Regions from separate parts of the Homo sapiens genome. Here regions 1, 2, 3, 4, 5 and 6 are each linked to region 7. A link is a contact called in ENCODE Hi-C or POLR2A ChIA-PET data. All regions are on one chromosome and are shown on one strand. Each heading gives the region's core, a stretch centred on a gene start or an enhancer-like site at or near the end of the contact. The rest is flanking DNA. Distances are from core to core; before and after follow the strand shown.

What was found. A loop is a pair of places that touch in the nucleus more often than their neighbours do. ChIA-PET counts read pairs that join two places held with the same protein, here RNA polymerase II (POLR2A). Pooled maps may share reads with other maps.
Region 1: a pooled map shows a loop between it and region 7 (10-fold over the local background). The contact joins the promoter of NRBP1 here to the promoter of CENPA in region 7. A Hi-C loop is called at or near these places in 1 of 37 single-sample maps with no recorded cell type and 9 of 50 pooled maps. POLR2A ChIA-PET finds 5 or more read pairs at or near these places in 2 of 52 experiments (A673 and CD4-positive, alpha-beta T cell).
Region 2: a pooled map shows a loop between it and region 7 (4-fold over the local background). The contact joins the enhancer-like site here to the promoter of CENPA in region 7. A Hi-C loop is called at or near these places in 1 of 50 pooled maps. POLR2A ChIA-PET finds 5 or more read pairs at or near these places in 2 of 52 experiments (BJ and activated CD4-positive, alpha-beta T cell).
Region 3: a loop to region 7 is called in a pooled map, with 21 times the contacts of the local background. The contact joins the promoter of PPM1G here to the promoter of CENPA in region 7. A Hi-C loop is called at or near these places in 2 of 37 single-sample maps with no recorded cell type and 11 of 50 pooled maps. POLR2A ChIA-PET finds 5 or more read pairs at or near these places in 3 of 52 experiments (A673, CD4-positive, alpha-beta T cell and activated naive CD4-positive, alpha-beta T cell).
Region 4: a map with no recorded cell type shows a loop between it and region 7 (16-fold over the local background). The contact joins the promoter of ZNF512 here to the promoter of CENPA in region 7. A Hi-C loop is called at or near these places in 2 of 37 single-sample maps with no recorded cell type and 6 of 50 pooled maps. POLR2A ChIA-PET finds 5 or more read pairs at or near these places in 1 of 52 experiments (activated CD4-positive, alpha-beta T cell).
Region 5: a map of B cell shows a loop between it and region 7 (30-fold over the local background). The contact joins the promoter of IFT172 here to the promoter of CENPA in region 7. A Hi-C loop is called at or near these places in 1 of 168 maps with a recorded cell type or tissue (B cell) and 11 of 50 pooled maps. POLR2A ChIA-PET finds 5 or more read pairs at or near these places in 1 of 52 experiments (activated CD4-positive, alpha-beta T cell).
Region 6: a map of B cell shows a loop between it and region 7 (12-fold over the local background). The contact joins the promoter of ASXL2 here to the promoter of CENPA in region 7. A Hi-C loop is called at or near these places in 2 of 168 maps with a recorded cell type or tissue (B cell and CD14-positive monocyte), 4 of 37 single-sample maps with no recorded cell type and 12 of 50 pooled maps. POLR2A ChIA-PET finds 5 or more read pairs at or near these places in 2 of 52 experiments (T-cell and activated T-cell).

Annotation. Positions count from the first base shown.
Region 1 is chr2:27,427,363-27,430,121 of GRCh38, forward strand. It overlaps NRBP1 (nuclear receptor binding protein 1), which reads left to right and starts at 1,269. Exons shown (of 18, transcript NM_013392.4): 1 at 1,269-1,369. RefSeq lists a silencer at 1,637-1,786.
Region 2 is chr2:25,821,027-25,823,752 of GRCh38, forward strand. The region is part of intron 3 of ASXL2 (ASXL transcriptional regulator 2); the gene reads right to left. It also overlaps the pseudogene PTGES3P2. Among named protein-coding and RNA genes, the nearest start is that of ASXL2, 56 kb to the right of the region's middle. RefSeq lists an enhancer at 1,348-1,407. Within about 2 kb of position 1,310, at least 15 of the 41 ENCODE cell types and tissues checked have a DNase peak (open chromatin) inside an H3K27ac peak, as active enhancers do.
Region 3 is chr2:27,408,151-27,410,958 of GRCh38, forward strand. PPM1G (protein phosphatase, Mg2+/Mn2+ dependent 1G) reads right to left here and starts at 1,441. Exons shown (of 10, transcript NM_177983.3): 1 at 1,153-1,441. The coding sequence starts at 1,272. RefSeq lists silencers at 922-1,001, 1,022-1,071, 1,142-1,331, 1,422-1,611.
Region 4 is chr2:27,581,735-27,584,534 of GRCh38, forward strand. It overlaps ZNF512 (zinc finger protein 512), which reads left to right and starts at 1,308. Exons shown (of 14, transcript NM_032434.4): 1 at 1,308-1,408; 2 at 1,924-1,982. The coding sequence starts at 1,379. SPATA31H1 (SPATA31 subfamily H member 1) reads left to right here. Exons shown (of 5, transcript NM_032266.5): 5 at 1-988. The coding sequence ends at 793. RefSeq lists an enhancer at 1,106-1,555.
Region 5 is chr2:27,488,364-27,491,063 of GRCh38, forward strand. IFT172 (intraflagellar transport 172) reads right to left here and starts at 1,380. Exons shown (of 48, transcript NM_015662.3): 1 at 1,252-1,380. The coding sequence starts at 1,290.
Region 6 is chr2:25,877,198-25,879,917 of GRCh38, forward strand. ASXL2 (ASXL transcriptional regulator 2) reads right to left here and starts at 1,290. Exons shown (of 13, transcript NM_018263.6): 1 at 969-1,290. The coding sequence starts at 1,025. RefSeq lists an enhancer at 350-399 and a silencer at 1,310-1,469.
Region 7 is chr2:26,784,738-26,787,452 of GRCh38, forward strand. It overlaps CENPA (centromere protein A), which reads left to right and starts at 1,319. Exons shown (of 5, transcript NM_001809.4): 1 at 1,319-1,559. The coding sequence starts at 1,460. RefSeq lists enhancers at 1-489, 751-850, 1,941-1,990, 2,051-2,100 and a silencer at 1,501-1,610.

The DNA.
Region 1 (2,759 bases), core at 19-2,518, 640 kb after region 7:
GTTGCCCAGGCTGGAGCGTAGTCGTGCAGTCTTGGCCTACTGCAACCTCTGCCTCCTGGGCTCAAGTGATCTTCCCGCCTCAGCCTCCCAAGCAGCTTGAGAGAACAGACATGTGCTACCTCGCCCGGCTAATTTTTGTATTTTTAGTAGAGACGGAGTTTTACTACATTGAGCAGGCTGGTCTCGAACTCCTGACCTCAAGTGATCCGCCCACCTCGGCCTCCCAAAGTGCTGGGCGTGAGCCACCGCGCCCGGCCGAAAGATTGGTTTTAAAAACGAGTATTTTGAGATGATGAGAAAACGAGAGGGTTTCTGCCAGTTGTCCTTTCTCCCAGTGAAACAGGATTAGAGATTCTCTTTAATGACAGTAAAATTTGGTGATTGTGACATTTCCAAGTTCTGTTGATTGATTCATCATCTTCCCTCCATCATACACGTCTAAGGGCAGAGTGAACTTCCATCCTGAAGGCTCCGCGCTTAGTTTTCGCAGATTAATAGCTCACCAAGAATTTATCATCTTTTCTTTCCACTAACTCGAAACCAATCTAAATTCTTTCCAAACATCTTCTCAACGTAGTCTCCTTTGATGAAATTTACTGTTTCGGATTCTAGACTTGGCTCTTACCAACTTAACTTTCGGTTAATAGCTTAATACCTCTGATTCAGGTTTTTGCATTTGTCAACTACCATTGAATGATAATTTCAATGAGTTCGTTCTTATGAGGATCAAATGAAATAACATCTGTGAAAACCTCTTACAAAGTTTAAGCAAATAGTGCTAAGCAATCACCAAGCGTTAACTACTAATTTTCAGTGTTAGGTAAATTTTAAAAGCTTTCCGGAGAATTGGCGTCCTGCACACCAGTCTCGTTCCAAAATAATGCAGGCGGGGGCTGGGGTGGGGGCGCTCCTCTCGGACTGAGGCTATGTCTTTCGCTCCTTTTGTCTTTTCCAGGCATTAGAACTGTCATGGCGCCTTCAAGAAGAGGTAGGAGGCCCTCTCTGCGTCCAGCAGAACCATCTGGGGCACCTGGACCGGGCGGTGGGGTGGACAGAGAGACGAGCCCCAGCTGGGACCGAAAACATCGACCCCTCCGAGAGGTCTCGGCCGGACCGGCGCAAGGGGAGGAGAGCGGGTGGAAGCCCACCCCAGCGAACGCCCGAGGGCCGGGCCCCGCCCACCCAGAACGTCACCCAATGGAAACCTGCCGGCGGTGCGGCACCGCCCATCGTTGGTCCGGGCGCCGCGAGGGCGGGGCCCGCAGTTCGGTTGCGCTGCGGAGCGCAGCTGTGAGGGAGTCGCTGTGATCCGGGGCCCCGGAACCCGAGCTGGAGCTGAAGCGCAGGCTGCGGGGCGCGGAGTCGGGAGGTGAGCGCCCAGGGAAAAGAGGGCCCGGGAGGGAGGGGTTCGCGAGAGGACGGAAGGATCGGCCTCCGAGGCCCGGGACGGTGGGACCCGCCAGTCGGGTGCTGAAGGCGGCCCTGCTCACTCAGTAGCCCAGGCCCGATCGGGCCCTGCCTGCTGGAGCCGAGGGGCCGCTTCGGCCCCGCAGTCGCTGCTTAGCCCTCCCTGGCGTCTCTGGCTTGGCGGCGGCGCCCCGGGATTCTGCGGGCGCGGGTCGGGAGGCCCTGGCGTTCGCTTGGAACTCCGGCTGCGAGAGGCGGGGCCCGGCGGGTGGGGGCGGGGGCGGGGGCGGCGGTCGCGGCCCGGCGGCCTGCGGAAGCTCGGCGGCCTGGCCTGGCCTGCTCGCGGGGAGGTGCGCAGACTGCGCGGGGGCGTGGCCTGCGCCCCTGACTGCGCTGTCGGTCCGGCCTTTGATGAGGTGGCCGCCGCTGGCTCCCTGGGCCCCAGCCTGGTTCCCGCGCGGGCCGCGGCTGCCTTCCAGACGCAGGGCATGCGACCTGTTGGAGTGTGAAATTCTAGGGGCCGGGTTCCTCCCCAGAGCGGTTTTATTTCCGACTGGACTGTGCTGCGGGTCTCAGAGGCCCTCTGGTCCGTTCAGGGTGAGGACAGCTGAGAGGCCTGGGCCCGTGAGCTCTTGCAGAGGAGTTGACACGCAGAGGGGCTGCTGTCCAATAAACGAAAGTGTCGGGGAAAAACTTTGCAGGGCGATCTGCATTACTCCAAAGTGAACACACTGCATGTCTCAGGGTGGCTGGAGGCGGCGAGAATCCCCTTATGGGAGTATATGAGCTTTTCCATGTGTTATCTCTTTAAAACCTCTCAGCGGCTCCGAGACAAAACTCCCAGTGTCGCAGAGGTTTCTTCATCAATAGGAGTAGTGCTGGAGAATCTTGGGCACTGCCCTCATTTTGCCTGCGAAGGAAAAATTAGGAAGGGATAAAAAGTCACAAAAATTAGGAAGGTGGGGGGGATAAGCAAATTCCAAGGGCATCTATCTCTGATGAAGGGTTGGTGTCTCCTGTGGTGCCCTACTGTGGATTAGTTATTTGTGTCCTCGGTCCAGAAGTTTCTCTGGAGCCCATTGGCTACAGCTTTCCTGTATTAGAATTCTACTGTTATTTCCTACTGTAGTCTGGCTGGGAATTTTATTTAGTTGTTCAGATTTTAGATGCATTCAGTGAATGCAGCTGCTCAAGGAAGTAACTAATAGTGTCTTACCATTTTCTTAGCTACTTTTCAGAAGAAGGAACATGATCTCTAACAGAAGTTTTCTGGTAGATTACTAAAACAGGCAGATAGTAGCTTTCCTGGCTGGCTGAGTTAAATCCCTCTCCAGCGATCCTCCCACTTCAGC
Region 2 (2,726 bases), core at 60-2,559, 960 kb before region 7:
AAATTAGCCGGGCATGGAGGCACATGCCCATAATCCCAGCTACTCAGGAGGCTGAGGCAGGAGAACAGCTTGAACCCGGGAGATGGAGGTTGCAGTGAGCCAAGATCGCGCCACTGCACTCCAGTCTGGGCAACAAGAGCAAGACTCCGTCTCAAAAAGAAAAAATCAAAAAAATAAATAAATAGCCAGGTGTGGTGGTGTGTTCCCATAGTCCCAACTACTCCAGAAGCTGAGATGAGAGGATCCCTTGTGCCCAGGAGTTCAAGGCTGCAGTGAGCTATGACTGTACCACTGCACTCCAGCCTGGGTGACAGAGCAAGACCCTGTCAGGAAAGAAAGAAAAAGGGGAAAGGGAAAGGAAAGGAGGGAAAAAAAAAAAGGAAAATGAGGTGGAATTTGGAGTTTATGGCATGTAAACTACACCTCAATAAAGTTGTTTTTAAAAAAATATGCGGGGCTGGGCGTGGTGGCTCACGCCTATAATCCCAGCACTTTGGGAGGCCACAGCGAGCAGATCACTCGAGGTCAGGAGTTGGAAACCAGCCTGACCAACATGGTGAACCACCGTTGAAACATGAGCCACTGCCTGGCCTGTTCCCATATTTTCTATGAACACGTATATATTCTCCCAGGGTCCCAGGGTCAAATAAAACAAAATGTATCCAGAAAACAAAGCACTTGATCACTTGACTAACCAAAGGAAAAGAAAACCATTCCAAAACAAACACCATAAATATCCACTTATCAAATAAGAAGCAGCAAGAAAATGAAAACACTGGGGCAACTTATGTCTCTCTGCTTTATTTAGAGTGTTCATCTTTCTGCTGTTTCTGGACCTGCACTATGATGGACGGACACTAATGAATGGATTCAATATGGCACAAACTGATCTACCATGTAAAGAGTACAATAATGCCACTGACACTCCTAGAACAACTCCTGCTTATGATGCAATGAGTTGCAAGTAATTCAGGTTATCTGGCGAACTAAAGATTTAATGGACTGAATCTCACTGGCAAGAAGCCTATCAACATTAATACTAAAAATTGAGTTGGCGAGAAGAATTCATCTTCCACCTTCACACAGAAATTTTGAAAGCCCAAAAATGATAATAAAAGGTAAAAGAAACTTGTAGATAATAAAAGGTAAAAGTAACTCTTTACTCTGCAAGGTTTTCTCTACATAAAAATTTAACAGTAAGTCCTCGGGCCCCTTTTCCTACACTTTTCTCTTCTCCCCGACCGGAGGGGCCGCTCTTTCTGCGCGGTGCATTCTGGGGACCGAGGTGGAGCCCGCCGCTGCCGCCATCGCCTGAGGGAAGCGAGAAGAGGCCGCGACCGGGAGAAAACGCAGAGTCGTCACCGGAGAGAAGTCGACTCCCTAGCAGCAGTCGACGCCAGAGGGCCGCCCACCTGTTCGCCCGTCCCCCTGCCCTGTTCACAATGCAGCCTGCTTCTGCAAAGTGGTACTATCGAAGGGACTATGTCTTCACTGAATTCTGTGAACACAGTAAGGATGTTCATGTAAATTTTGAAAAATCCAAACTTAACATTCAGTTGTCTCAGAGGAAGTGATAATTTTAAGTATTTAAATGAAGTTGATCTTTTTCACAGTATTGATCCTAATGATTCCAAGCATAAAAAAAACGGACAGATCAATTGTATGTTGTTTACGAAAAGGAGAATCTGGCCAGTCATAGCCAAGGTTAACAAAAGGAAGGGCAAAACTCAATTGGCTTAGTGTGGACTTCAGTAATTGGAAACACTGGGAAGATGGTTCAGATGAAGACAGGTCTAATTTTGATCGTTTCTCTGAGATGATGAACAACATGGGTGGTGAAGAGGATGCAGATTGACCAGAAGTAGATGGAGCAGGTGATGATTCACAAGACAGCGATGATGAAAAAATGCCAGATCGGGAGTAAGGAATACTGTCATCACCTGGATTTTGGGAAAGAAAAATAACTTCTCTGCAAGATTTCACAATTGAGAGAATTCCTAAGTTGACAGCTCTAAAGGCAGATGCTGTATTTGCCTACTTTGACCCATTTTTCAGCCTGCTTGTTTTTTTAAAAGGCTTCACTAAGGGTTGATATGTACCATTGTATGGGGCAATTTTAAGTCAGCTAAGGCAATAACCTTATGCATGAACATTTCCTAGATTTTCATGAAGCTGTTGAGTGAGGTCCTAGGCAATTGATGCAGCAGTTGTGATAAATAAAAACATCTCACCACCTAAGTCTCCTTTTCTTCATAACATAGATACTGACATGATAGGAAGCTCTCAGCTTACGGAAAGAGAACTAAATTTTAGATTATAGAACATGGATTCAAAAATGGCTGGAACAAATTGGCTGACACCTTACTGGTAACCTGCTATTCCTCTGGTGTTATCCTTCAGGATTGTTCCAAGTTTATTTTTCAAAATATTTACTTCACATTATTCTATATAAGTGATTACTTGTCAGTATTCACATGTATCTTAGCTAAAACTAGAGAATGCCCTAATTTAGATGGTTTTTGAAGCCTGTATATTTGGTATTGTTTGACCCTTAGGTGTTTTTACATCTCTTAGCACGGAAGATGAAGAAAGCTGTACATTGTTGTTTGTTTAAGAGTCTGTACATTTAGACCAGATTTGTATCTGCACTGTCAGTATGGCAAATGAGTGAAAAACGTTTAATACAGTATTGGATTTCTTTCTTTTTTTTTTTTTCAGCTTATACC
Region 3 (2,808 bases), core at 191-2,690, 620 kb after region 7:
GAATATAAAATTTGAATCGGAAAACAAAACATTTAAGTTCATACTGTCATTCCAGAGCTAACCACAGGGAGGAGCGAGGGATCTGAAACAATTCCCAAGGGAGACAGTATTTCGCTGTTACCTGAAGCCCACCCGGTAGGTGGAGAAACCCTCAATACCAGACAGAGTATTTCCCTGGCCCTTTTGCCTAGACTTCAGAATGCTCTTCACAAAGCCACGGTTAACCCGTCTTCCTCCCTTTCCTCCCTACCGCAGTTTTCCCTCTTCTCTTTTGTAGTTTCACATCAAGTTTTACCTAATACTACTACTTTCCCCCCAATATTTTTCTTTTCCCCTTTTGTCCAGAGTAAAATTTTCTAGAAAAGCCCTTTGTAGGTAGGTTGTGATGAAAAAAATTGATGAAATGACTTACAATCAAAGAAACTATAAACTACAATTACAGGCAAATGAGAATTACTGATTAAGTTTTAGAGAAATCCTAAGAGAGAAAGAAAACGAAGCATAATAAAAAGGAAAACCTAGGGACTGACATAATTCAAGTTTTCCGAAGTTAGTAAAAGGCCCTGAAAAGAGTGCAAATGAGTGACAACTCCTGGAGGTCGGGTCCAGCCTCTGAAATTAACATGCAAGAGCCCAAGGCCAGGCAACCAAAATGTGAAACAGACTCTGCCCGGGGTTCCTTTCACTGTCAAACTCCTAGCCAAAAGAGGCTTCCCACATCAGATATTTTAAATATTAAAATTTAAAAAGTTATTCACATCTATTCACCTCTCCCTTGAAAAACAAATGAATAAATAGCCCCTATTTGCGTCTTTACTCCCACACTAAACCTCACACCGTTGATGAGCCTGGAGGGCTAGGTTGGCACGAGAGGATGGCGCCAAAGCTCGGGGAGAGGGCGGTCAGTGGGCGGAAGGTGCCTCTTCCCACATGGCCGAGCCCTCGCCGCCACTGGCCACCGGCACACGGTCCCCAAGCATCGGGAGCTCCCTCTCGGCCCTGACCCCGCGGTCTCTGTCGCCCCGCAAACGGCCGCTGCGGCCGCAGGCTCCCAATTGGGACCCTTCCCAGGGGAGGACCCCATCCCCCGCTCTCTTTCTCCGTCAGATTCCCGCCCCGCAGCGGCCAGCCTATGGGCCCCTGCCTCCTCACCTCCATGGAGACGCGCCAGCCTTGCATGGCGGAGAAGCCGTAGGGCAGCGGCAGGCGCGGGGCGCCGACCCCGTCCCCGGAGCACTTCACCGTGTTGGGCTGGGAGAGGTAGGCACCCATGGCGGCGGCTGGCCGGCGGCCTCAGGTGCAGGAAAGCTGGGCGCGACCCGTGCCGGAGCCGAAGCCCCGGGGGTGCGCGCGGCAGGAGCAGGCCCCGCGGCGCGACCGACGCAAGGTGCCGGTGAAAGGCGCGAGGCCGGCCAGGAGGCGGTAACGGGACGGGAGCTGTGAGGGAGCGGAAGCGGAAACGGCGCCGCTCCAGACCCCGCCCGGCCTGCGCGGCGGGGCCAGGCGCTGCGGGCAGTCATTTCCTTAGCAACTCGCCCCGCCCGCAGGGACAACGGCCCGCCCAACGGCCGCTCCCGCGAGACTAGCGCGACCACGCCCACCAACGGCCGCCGTCCTACTCCGCTTCCTCGCGCAGGTGGCAGGTCGCCTCTGGCAGAACCTCTTCCTTCGTTCCCAGTCCCCAGCCTCTTGGCGTTTTGTCTGACGCCTCTTTTGTGTCGGACTCGACGCTTTCAGCCCGTCCTCCAGTGTTTTCATCCCCCTCTCCCCAACGTTGCACTCTCAGACTCCGCAAACCCCGCCCGATTTGGTTCAATTAAAGTTGACCAGTATTTGTTCCGAGCTTAGGAAGTACTTGGCCAGGCCATGCGAGGCCTATATGAGAAGAATGTGAGTCTTTTCTGAAAGCGAAGACCTCGATCTGTGATATAATTCGAGTTAATACAATGTAGAAATGTTTGGTACAGCCTATTCTGGGTGGGAAAAGCTCAAGGATGGGAGGAGGAGCTGTTTCTTGGAGGATTGAAAGGATGTAGGCTCTCAGAGAGGATGCCTCTGGATTGCATTATGCCACAGGAAAAGGGAATAATGTTATAAGGTTTGGAGGAGTGAGGGAAGAATGTGAACTGCATTTGGGGAGGATTTCTGAGGAAGCTGGCTGGACTCGGAGAATGATTGTAAGTGGTAATATTAACTAGCTAGCTTGATAAAAAGAAGCGCCAAGATGAGTGACTTGGACTTCATTGTCGTCCTGGTGTAACCTTTGGCATCGTTTGTCTAGTCTTTGTATGCAGTGTACATTGGAGGGAGAGAGTCTGGGGCACTGTTGTGTTGTTGTTTTTTGTTTGTTTTTGAGACAGAGTCTCGCTCTGTCGCCCAGGCTACAAGCTCCGCCTCCCGGGTTCACGCCATTCTCCTGCCTCAGCCTCCCGAGTAGCTGGGACTACAGGCGCCCGCCACCACGCCTGGCTAATTTTTTGTATTTTTAGTAGAGACGAGGTTTCACCGTGTTAGCCAGGATGGTCTCCATCTCCTGACCTCGTGATCCGCCCGCCTCGGCCTCCCAAAGTGTTGGGATTACAGGCGTGAGCCACCGCACCCCGCCTACTATTGTTTTTTTTTTAAGACAGAGTTTCGCTCTTGTTGCCCAGGCTGCAGTGCAGTGGCGCTATCTTGGCTCACTGCAACCTCCGCCTCCCAGGTTCAAGCGATTCTCCTGCCTCAGCCTCCCGAGTAGCTAGGATTCCACGCCTGGCTAATTTTTGTATTTTTAGTAGAGACGGGGTTTCACCATGTTGGCCAGGCTGG
Region 4 (2,800 bases), core at 58-2,557, 800 kb after region 7:
CGCTCGGAGGAGCCATCGCAGTCCCTCAGAGAGAAGCCATCACAGTCCCTCTGAGAGAAGCCATCACAGTCCCTCTGAGAGAAGACATCACAGTCCCTCTGAGAGAAGCCATTGCAGTCCCTCTGAGAGAAGCCATTGCAGTCCCTCTGAGAGAAGACATCGCAGTCCCTCTGAGAGAAGACATCACAGTCCCTCAGAGAAAAGCCATCACAGTCCCTCTGAGAGAAGCCATCACAGTCCCTCTGAGAGAAGACGTCACAGTCCCTTGGAGAGGAGCCGTCACAGTCTCTTGGAGAGGAGCCATCGCAGTCCCTCTGAGAGGAGATCTCACAGGTCCTTTGAGAGGAGCCATCGTAGGATTTCTGAGAGAAGTCACAGTCCCTCAGAGAAGAGCCACCTCAGTCCCTTGGAAAGAAGCCGTTGCAGTCCCTCTGAGAGGAGAGGACACAGTTCCTCTGGGAAAACCTGTCACAGTCCCTCTGAGAGAAGCCATCGCAGTCCCTCCGGGATGAGGCAAGGGAGGACCTCTGAGAGGAGCCATCGCAGTTCCTGTGAGAGAACCCGTCACAGTCCCTCTGAGATGAGGCCAGGGAGGCCCTCTGGGAGGAACCATTGCAGTCCCTCTGAGAGGAGCCGACGCAGTCCCCTTAAGGAGGGACTCAAGTACAGTTTCCCTGGAGAGAGGCCCAGCCATAGTTTGTCTAGAGATTTCAAGAATCAAACAACTCTCCTCGGGACCACACATAAAAATCCCAAAGCAGGGCAAGTGTGGAGGCCTGAAGCTACTCGATGAGGCGAGGTCCGCCCCTATTATTCATTGTCCTAAGTCTTCATCGTGCTGCCCTTTCCAGGCTTCTTTCCTGCTCAGCCACTGCCTCCAATTCCTGCGCCCCCAGCGTGGAAAGGCTTCCATTTCTCTCTACCGGGGGGGAGGCGGGTGAGAATGGGTCTGTAATTTCTCTAAGATGAATAAAGGGGCAGTAAATGATCTTCCTGTGCATCTGGACTGAGACCACTGGGCGGGTGGATGGGGAAGGCAGGCTGGAGGGACACGAGGAGTTGTGCAAAGATTCGGAATGAGAGCCAGGGGTTTTGAGGCCCAGCCGAGGCTCCAAGCTCCGCCCCTTCACTCCAGACCCCACCCATAGGTTCCCGGGTCCCGCGTCGCGATCCCAGTGGGGCGGGGTCTCAGAGGAATCGGAGGGTGACTCATCACGTGACTCGCTCCGGCCGCAGCCCCCTCGGAAGCTGCTAGGCGGAAGTAGAAGTTCAGAAGAGGGCTAGGCGGAGCCGAGCCCACATCCGGGAGAGGAGAGCGGAAGTGGCGTTGGTCTGGCCGGAGCCCTTGGGTGAAATTGTTAGGCGTGGAGAGGGAGTGATGTCTTCCAGACTCGGTGCTGTACCCGCCGTGAGTTTCTTGGTTTGACCGTTATGCTTTAGAGGTAGCGCTGTCGAGCCCGGAACACGCGGTCCCTCGCTTTTGTCCCATGCTGAGTTGGTTTTATCAGAGGCCATCGTAGGCCCCACCCTTCTAGATCAGATCACCTGTCCCTTTTTCTTTACCCACGTTCTGCTGCCTGTTCCCCACCTCCTTGGATTTAATTCCTCGCCACATTACCATTAGTTTCTATTCCTTTTACATCCCCAATGTCTCTCATATCCGTTGTCTTTTCTTTTGGCCTCCCTTTTAGAGCCTGGGACAGGGCTTTGAGAATGGGGGAAGACGAAGGCTCTGGTATTGTTACCCGCCTTTGCACTGCTGGAAGATAGGACAGCATATTTTTCCTAAAAGGTGTTGCCTTCTTGTGTTTGAGGTGGTTTCCCCGGGAGAACTTCATTTCTTCTGGGCATAGGGGAATTCGTCTTTTTGTGGTCGAGGTTCAGAGGTCCCTAGCACTCACTCGTGTGCTTGTGATTTGCTAGACTTCGGGACCCACAACCTTTAAGCAGCAGAGGAGCACGAGGATCGTGGGAGCTAAGAAGTAAGTGAGGTTTTCTAAGGTCCTTTTATGATTGTGTCACCAGCGCTGACCAGTAGAACTTCTTCCTGTGATGAAAATGTTCTGTATCTGCATTGTCCAGTATCATAGCCACTAACCCGGTGTGGATTTTGAGCAGTTGAAATGTGGCTAGTGCAACTGAGGGACTGAATTTTAAATTTTATTTGCCAAGTGAGTGAGGTTTTTCTAAGGTTCTTTTGTGATTTTGTGGCCAGCGCTGTCCAGTGGAACTTCTTGTGACGAAAATGTTCTGTATCTGCACTGTCTAGTATCATAGCTACTAGCCCCGTACGCCTTTTGAGCGCTTGAAATGTGGCTAGTGCGACTGAGGGATTGAATTTTAAATTTTATTTAATTTTAACTAACGTTAAATAGCCACCTGTAGCTCGTGGCTATCGGATTGGACAGTGTAGGTCTAAGTCTAGTGTGTGGGAGAAAAACCTAGCTTGCAAAAAAAAAGTACAAATTGTAATAAAAATGGAACCAAAGACTCAGTGGTAATTCTGTATTTCTCCAGACATGAAATTCGTGCTCATAAATACACTGATGAACTTGGGATGGATGATAAAAATGGCCGTAAGAAATCCTTGTATTTTTAAACTACTTGTCTGTAAGACTGGTTTATTATTTAGTACACTGAAGGTGCTTAGTTTTTCCATGGTTAATACAAAAGAAAACATTCTTGTTAACTAGACATTAAATGGATTCATTCATTCAGGTGACATTTACTACATGTTTGCTGTGCGCCAGTTCTGTAGTAGGTTAGGAATACAGGCATGAAAAACAACTAGCAGTCTAGA
Region 5 (2,700 bases), core at 130-2,629, 700 kb after region 7:
GGCTGGACTTGAACTCCTGACCTCAGGTGATCCGCCCGCCTCGGCCTCCCAAAGTACAGGGATTACAGGTGTGAGCCACCGCACCTGGTCAAAATTTTTTTGTAGAGGTCTTGGAATCTTGGGCTCAAGTGATCCTCCCACCTTGGCCTCCCAAATTGCTGGGATTACAGGTGTGAGCCACTGGGCCTGGCCAGACATCTTATTCTTATTAGCTTTGTATTATTCTGTCCTTTGAATTTTGAATGTCCTTTCCTCTTGTCTATCAATTTTTCACACTGCTTTTCAGTTTACAATGCTCTTTTGTGTATATTACTCTATATAACTCTTCCCCAAGTCCCCTAAAGTTGCTATTAGTACTCATGTTTTTTCAAATGAAGAAGTTGGTGAGTGCTCCGAGACATTGTATAATAAAGGCTAAAGTTAGAGATATCAGGTCATTTGTTTAAAGTACTGGTGGCCAGTCTGGGCAACATGGGGAAACCTCGTCTCTACAAAAAACAAAAACAAAAACAAACAAAGAAACAAAAAATTACCCGGGCGTGCTAGCGCACGTCTGTAATCCCAGCTACTTGGGAGGCTATGGCAGGAAAATCCCTTGAACCCGGGAGGCGGAGGTTGCAGTGAGATCGAGCCACTGCACTCCAGCCTGGGCAACAGAGCAAAACTCTGTCTCAAATAGTTAAATAAAGTAGTGGTTGACCTGAAATAAGGACAAGGTAAGAAATTTTAAAAAGAAAATAAGAAAGTAGTGGTGGAGCTAGGACTTAAATTCTGGTGTGCTAACTCCAAAGCCCACCCTTTCTTCACCATGTTTCAGGGCTCCTCCCCTAGTGCCCAGCCTCTCCTGAATCAGAATACACGGTTCGGTCTTTGCACTCCCCCTTCAGGGCTTGCACCTAAGGCGCTTATTTAATTATGGGCACATGCATACTCGCTGCTTACATGTGCACCTCACCCTCTAATACGAGCCTCCTGAAGGGAGGGACATAAGTCGGGTGGTTTGGGATTCCTACGAACCCCAGCATGGGGCCTGTACACAACTGATGTGAATGAAATGTAAGGAAAGCTACAAGTCCTTAGCCCTGCATCTCGCCTCCTGGACGCTGTATCGACAGGCCAAGATCCAGATCATCGCTATATCCCTTACAGCCTTCTGCACACAGTAGGAGGTCAACATCATTAAACTTCAGTTCCCCCACTTTTCTTGGAACATAAAGCATAAGGGGGAGGGACTGGCACGCAATTCCTCACCTGAGGGCTCAGCAGGGTCCTCAGGTGCTTCAAGTGCATGACGCACACCTGTCTTTCAGATGCTCCTAGACAGCGACAACTCCCGTGGTTACCTGGACAACCCGCCACGCAGCCGCAGCGACAGGCACTGACGCTTATGCGACCGGAGCGCAACACGCGTCGCAAGGTCACACGTAACTTTGCGGCGAAGCAAACAGAACGTGCGCAAGCGCGGTGAGATCTAGGGCGGGCCCTTGAGAGGGCTTCATGAATGTTCTCCTTGACCAATCCCGTCGCCGCATGCAAACTCAAGACCAAGCCCCGCCCACAAGCCTTCAGCCAGCCCCAGGTCCTACGTCATAGCGGTCCGTCTCGCTCTTCGATGTACCTGACTTTCTGAGTGCACTCTCTTAATCCTCACAACTCTGGAGGGAAGCAGGGCGGTTTCCATGATAGGCCTTCTGCAGTTGACGGAATTGTACCCAAATAGGTTACATGATTTGCACGGGATCGCAAGGCTAATAACGATAGCTAACGATGAATACTCAGTATGTGTCTGCCAGGTACTGTGTAAAGTATTGTACGTGCATTTATATCATTTAATCCCAAAACCACCTTTTGAAGGGGATAGCGTTATTATTAGTCTCATTTTACATAACAGGAGACTCAGGGCACTTGCTCAAACTAACACAGCCAGCGAAGGACTTGGAACTGGAGTTCAACCCAGAGTTAGTAGCTTTAAACAGCTTTTATGTTCCTTCTCAACTCCTAGCTCGCTCTCTCCATGCCACGATACTATAACCTGTCACATTCCCATCCCAATAAATGACATTTATTCTCAGAATCTGGAAGATGAGTGTTTTGGAACTAGCTGCCAAAGAAACGTAAGGTACCCTACTTCCTAATTGGGTAATGGTGGGTTAAAGACTGCTGTTTACATTGGAATGTTTTTATGGTTCAGTTTGTTGTTGTTGTTGTTTTGAGACAGAGTTTCACTCTTGTTGCCCAGGCTGGACTGCAATGGCGCGATCTTGGCTCACTGCAACCTCTGCCTCCCGGGTTCAAGAGATTCTCCTGCCTCAGCCTCCCAAGTAGCTGGGATTACAGGCATGTGCCACCACGCCCGACCAATTTTGTATTTTTAGTAGAGACAGGGTTTCTCCATGTTGGTCAGGCTGGTCTCAAACTCCCGACCTCAGGTGATTTGCCCGCCTTGGCCTCCCAAAATGCTGGGATTACAGGCGTGAGCCACCGTTCTCGGCCTGTGGTTCAGTTTTGAGGGCAGACCTGACTTGGCTCACCCGATAGGTTGTCTTGTGATACCTGGGGTTAGAGATTGGTTAAGTAGAAAAGAGACTGACTTGTTGATCTTTGGAGTCCCGTTCAGAATTTTTGGCCTATCTTCTAACATACCAGAGAGATTGAAATGCAGAAAGGAGTTATTCATAAGCCTGCTCTGAAATGATCCAA
Region 6 (2,720 bases), core at 40-2,539, 910 kb before region 7:
ACCTCTCACTTTCCACTATTAAAATGCTGCCGTTTAATGCCCTATTACTTTTCTGCTGCACCCTCAACGATGTATGAACTTCACTATCTCCTGCCATTTCATTTCTGCATACAACATGCTTTTAATTTTTTCTTCTTAAAATATGGTAAAAGTTCTCACTAATCCTCAATATTCCACTTTTTAAAATCTACCTCTAAATTTCGTCATAACACAATTAGGGGGAAAATTGTTTTGCCCACTAATTACAACTTCATTAGGGCACCATCCCTTTGGCTAGGGTAACGTGAAGGCCGGGTAAACTACACGTCCCACCATGCATTGCTGCCTTGTTCAGAGTAGGTCTCTACGGAAACAGGAAAAAAAAAAATTCTACAAGTCCCACCTGTTACTTCGTTTCTAAACACCTCCTGCACTTTCGGCTCCAACACCAAACAAAAACAAAAGCCTCGTGATCTCTCGTCTGCTCCGGGAGCCAGACAAACAGGGGGCCCGGGGTCACAGGCACGTCCGCTGTAACGGGTAAATTCTATCCAGCTCCAGCGCTCCCCTCTCCTTTCCGGGGCTGGATGCACGCACAAGCCTTCTCCTATCTGCATCCAATGGGGGCTCTCCAGCCGCACAAGGGAGAAGAACCGGTTACCGTGCAAGCACCACAGACTTCCCCGTGCCGGGGCGAGGGCTACCACAGAGCGGAGGTGATATCGGCTCGACCCCAAAAGACAGCCTCAAAACACTGAGAGGACTCGCCGCAGACGCCGAGGGACGCCACGGCCCCGCGGCTATCACGTTCCGCCGGGCGCCTCCATTCCCACAGGGATCGCAACCCCGACACTAACCGCCGCCCTCTCCGCGCGGTTTTGTGCCCCTTCAGCCGGGTCCCTGGGCCAGTGACCTCCCTTTCCCTGCGACTGGCGGGCGACAAGGGAACAAAATCCTCCCGGCCTTCCCCTTCGCTCCCTCCCCCTTACCGTCTTGGCGGCCTCCGCCCAGGTCCTGCCCTTCTTCCTACGTCCCTTTTCCCTCATGTCGGGTCTTGAACTGACTGGGAGGCTCCCGTGTCCGGGCTCCGGCCGCCCTCCCTGCCTGCTCTGCCCTGCGCTGCTTTTCCCGCGGTGCCGGGAAAGGTGGGAGAAAAGGGAAGTCAGACCGGGGGGGCACCCAAGCAGAGGAAGCGGCGGGGGTGGTGCGCGGGGGGGTCTATGGGGCGGCCGGTCCTCTTGCTGCCGTTGCCACTGCTACCGCCGCTGCCATATTGGGTTCTTACTGTACAGGCTGCCGCTACGGTCATGTGACCGCTCCCGCGCGGCCGTCACTACTGTACGCAGCCGGCCGCGCGAACGAGCGCGGGCGCGCCCCCGCCTCCCAAGCCCGGCCGCTGAGCTATCGAGCCGGCGGTCTGCGGTACCTCGCCACGCCCCCGCCCTTCCGGTCTCCGCCTCTCCGCAGGAGCATGCGCGCCAAGGAGGCCCCGGCAGTAGCTGTAGTCTGACGCCTGGCGCTCACACCTACAGCGAATATCTGCCTGCGGAAGCGGAACCTGTGCCATCCGGGAAAGCTTACTGAGCGGATCCCGCCTCTTGCGAGGCGCTGCACAGGCTGTGTAGACCTGGGGAGCTGAACTCTTCCCTCAGTGGGTGGCTCTGCCAACTATCACTTTAGATCAGCCCTGCGTTTGTGTTTTCTCATTTATTTGCATTTTTACAGAGGTTATCTTTTTGAAGATAGGCAACAATTCTCGTCTGCCTATTAACCCCATTCGATAGGCGAAGCAACTGAGATTGAGTGACTTGCCAAGCTCATAAGTCTGGGATGTAGAGAAACCAAAAATCAAATTGCCAGCTCAGAGCCCTTTCCATCTCCCCAGAATGCCTCAAACTTAGGTGACTTTGTTTTTAAGGCCACCAGTAACTGCATCCATGCTTTTACATGTGAAGCTACTCATCAATGACAGAAATGGTGTCTTCTTTATTTCGGTGAGCTCAGTCCCTAGCATAGTGCCTGTACATATCAGGCGCCCAGTAAATATTTGCTGAATGATTCACCTATTTCTGTGGTCAGAGACCATTATTTGTAGTATCCGTAACAGCTTTCTGAAAGATCCAGAATGTGGCATCTTCTCTTACATCATCTACACCTTGATACCTTGCAAAGTAAGAAGAATGTAGTAACAACTGCTGATCTCCCAAATCCACCTGCTTCCAGAAGCTGCTTCCAAACAATCCAGTAAACTTACTATAGTGTGAAATAGGACTGAGGATTGGATTGCCTCTTGGGAGGAAAGACAGGTGAGAGCAATACTTAAAGTTTATGGATGCGTTTCAGAAATTCATGGACTCCCTAAAATTATGAACTATATTTTGTGTGTTATATGTGAATTTTTTAAGAGGATTCATAACTTTTCCTCCATTTTTCAAAAAGGATCTGTTGTGCAAAAAAAAAAGAGAAAAAGATATTAAAGGGAGTTTGAGAGGCCATCTAGAAGTATCTAGATACTTCCTTATATTTCCGTTCAGTCATGGATCAAACAGCCTATTTCAGCAATTGATATGGATATATTTTCCCAAATGTCTTTGGTAATTCATAGCCTTATGCATTACACAGGTAGTATGTACCACCTCCCTCCAAAGCTTATGTCTGTAGTCTAAGAAGGCCTTCTCGCCAGGTGCGGTGGCTCACGCCTGTAATCCCAGCATTTTGGGAGGCTGAGGTGGTCAGATCAC
Region 7 (2,715 bases), core at 69-2,568:
ACCACGCTCGGCAAGATGGAGTTTCGCCATGTTGGCCAGGTTGGACTCGAACTCGAACTCAGTGGTTCCGAACAACTTGGCCTCCCAAAGCGCTGGGATTACAGGCATGAACCACCGCACCCCAGCCCAGCATTTGTCCCTTGGTGGACTGCTTTATTTCACTTAGCATAACGTCCTCAAGGTTCATCTATGTTGCAGCAGGTGTCAGAATTCCCTTCCTTTTAAAGGCTGAATAACATTGTGGTATACACCCCATTTTGTTTATCCGTTCATCTGTTGGTGTGTATTCAGGCTGTTTCTGCCTTCGGGCTGTTGTGAAGAATGCCGCTATCAACATGGGTGTGAGAATATCTGTTCAAGTCCCTGGCTATATTTAAATTCTTTTGGATATTTAGCCAGAAGTGGAATTACTGGATCATCTGGTAATTCTATTTTTGATTTTTTGAGGAACCACCAATACTATTTTTCACAGCAGCCGCAGCATTTTACACTCCCACCAGCAATGCACAAGGGTTCCATGAAATCACTAATTTTATAACATTTTTCCTGATTACATGTTCACTGTAGAACATTTAGAAAATGCAAGAAATAAAATTTAGAAAATTAAAATTCCCCTTATTCTACATACCGGGACATGACTTGAATTTTTATTATCCCCAACAAAGGGAAGAGAGCATTTTTTTGGGACGATTGCGTTGCTATAGTGCCGAGGCCTGCCCTGCCCGGACCTTATTCTCAAAGCCCCGCCGATCCCGCCGTCCCCGCGACCCCAAGCGTCAGCAAAGTTTATGCAGTTGAACTGGATTCTGAGTATATCTGTGGATAGTTCCTGGGAGAGTCGCAGATACGACACGGGGTTGTCACATTCTCTATGGGTCTGTTTCCTCATCTTTAAAAGCCATCTCTGCGTTGCTAAGGCAAAGCATAAAATGTTTGAGGAAAGCGACTTTTCTAGAAAGCACGTTCTACAAACACACCATCCACGTTCCAAACTGAGCTTCGGTGTTTTGACTGGAGGGCACCTGAGGACGTCAGTACGGTCCCGCAAAGACCAGCAACCAGATTGGCAAGCAGGGGGCAGGAGAATTTCCCGCCCCATCTCTTTAGTTGTCTATTGGTTGATTTTACCATCAGTCTCCCCTGTCCTCCTATCATCGCCGCTATATTTGTGTCTCGGTGCATACTCTCATTGGCCCTACCTGCAGTCGCTCTACGTAAGGGGCGTTCCAGAGTCAGCCACTGGGAGTCGCTGGATTCGGGTTTTAAAAAACGCCGGCCGTGAAGTGGGCGGAGCGAGCGATTTGAACGCGAGCGGCGCGGACTTCTGCCAAGCACCGGCTCATGTGAGGCTCGCGGCACAGCGTTCTCTGGGCTCCCCAGAAGCCAGCCTTTCGCTCCCGGACCCGGCAGCCCGAGCAGGAGCCGTGGGACCGGGCGCCAGCACCCTCTGCGGCGTGTCATGGGCCCGCGCCGCCGGAGCCGAAAGCCCGAGGCCCCGAGGAGGCGCAGCCCGAGCCCGACCCCGACCCCCGGCCCCTCCCGGCGGGGCCCCTCCTTAGGTAACCGGCCGCGGCCCCATCTCGAAGAGGAGAAAACCGAGGCTCGCAGGCGGAGCCCGGATCTCCCGAGTCCCGATCCCGTGGCACTTCCCTGTTGGGGGACAACGCGGTTCCGCCGTCCGGCATCCGCTCCGGGCACGGGCGGTGCCAGCCCTGCGAGGGGCTGGAGCAGGCGGTTCCGAAAGCGGGAAGGGACCGGCTTAGCCACTTGGCTCCTAACGCCGTCTTCTTGTTAGGACTAGTGGTTACCCAGCGCCCACCGCCCACCGCCAACCAGGCATTGCCTCCCACTGTTCGTGCGTTATCTCAGCTTCATATTGTGCCCATTTTACAGCTAATGAGAAAGCCGAGGCACAGGCCAGAGAGCTTGAGCAGAGTCACACAACTTGGTGTTCTGGCGGACACGGGATTTCCAATCCTCTGTGTTTGTGCATTTTTAAATTGCAAAAGTATTGACTGCTTTCGGTGACGATTTCAAACAGGAGTCCTCTTAGGAGGTGTCTTTCAGGGGTTTTTTTTCCCTTCCGGGAGAGGCTGTTAGGCCTTGAACCGAGGCCCTCTGCGCTGCTCACTCTGTTGCCTTCCAGAGCTTGTGTCCGGGAAAAGGGGCCGAAGTCTGTGTCTTAATTGTCTATGGTGGGCTGGTGGATGGGAGACCCAACGGCAGGAGGAGGCAGATGCCTGTATGGTACATGGTGGCAACAGCTGCTTTACTTATCTCTTAACTCTTGCTACGTAGCTATGAGGAAGATGGGAAGTGTATTGTAGTTTATTTGTTTCATTGCTTTTTGTAGAGACTGGGTCTCCCTGTGTTACCCAGGCTGGTCTCAAACTCCTGGCCTCAAGTGATCCTCCTGCCTGGGCCTCCCAAAGTGCTGGGATTGCAGGCATGAGCCACTGTGCCTACAGGCTTTTTTGGGTTTTTTGTTTTGTTTTGGAGACGGAGTCAGGCTTTGTCGCCCAGGCTGGAGTGCAGTGGCGCGATCTCCGCTCACGGCAAGCTCCGCCTCCTGGGTTCACGCCCTTCTCCTGCCTCAGCCTCCCGAGTAGCTGGGACTACAGGCGCCTACCACCACGCCCGGCTAATTTTTTGTATTTTTGGTAGAGACAGGGTTTCACCGTGTTAGCCAGGATGGTCTTGATCTCCTGACCTCGT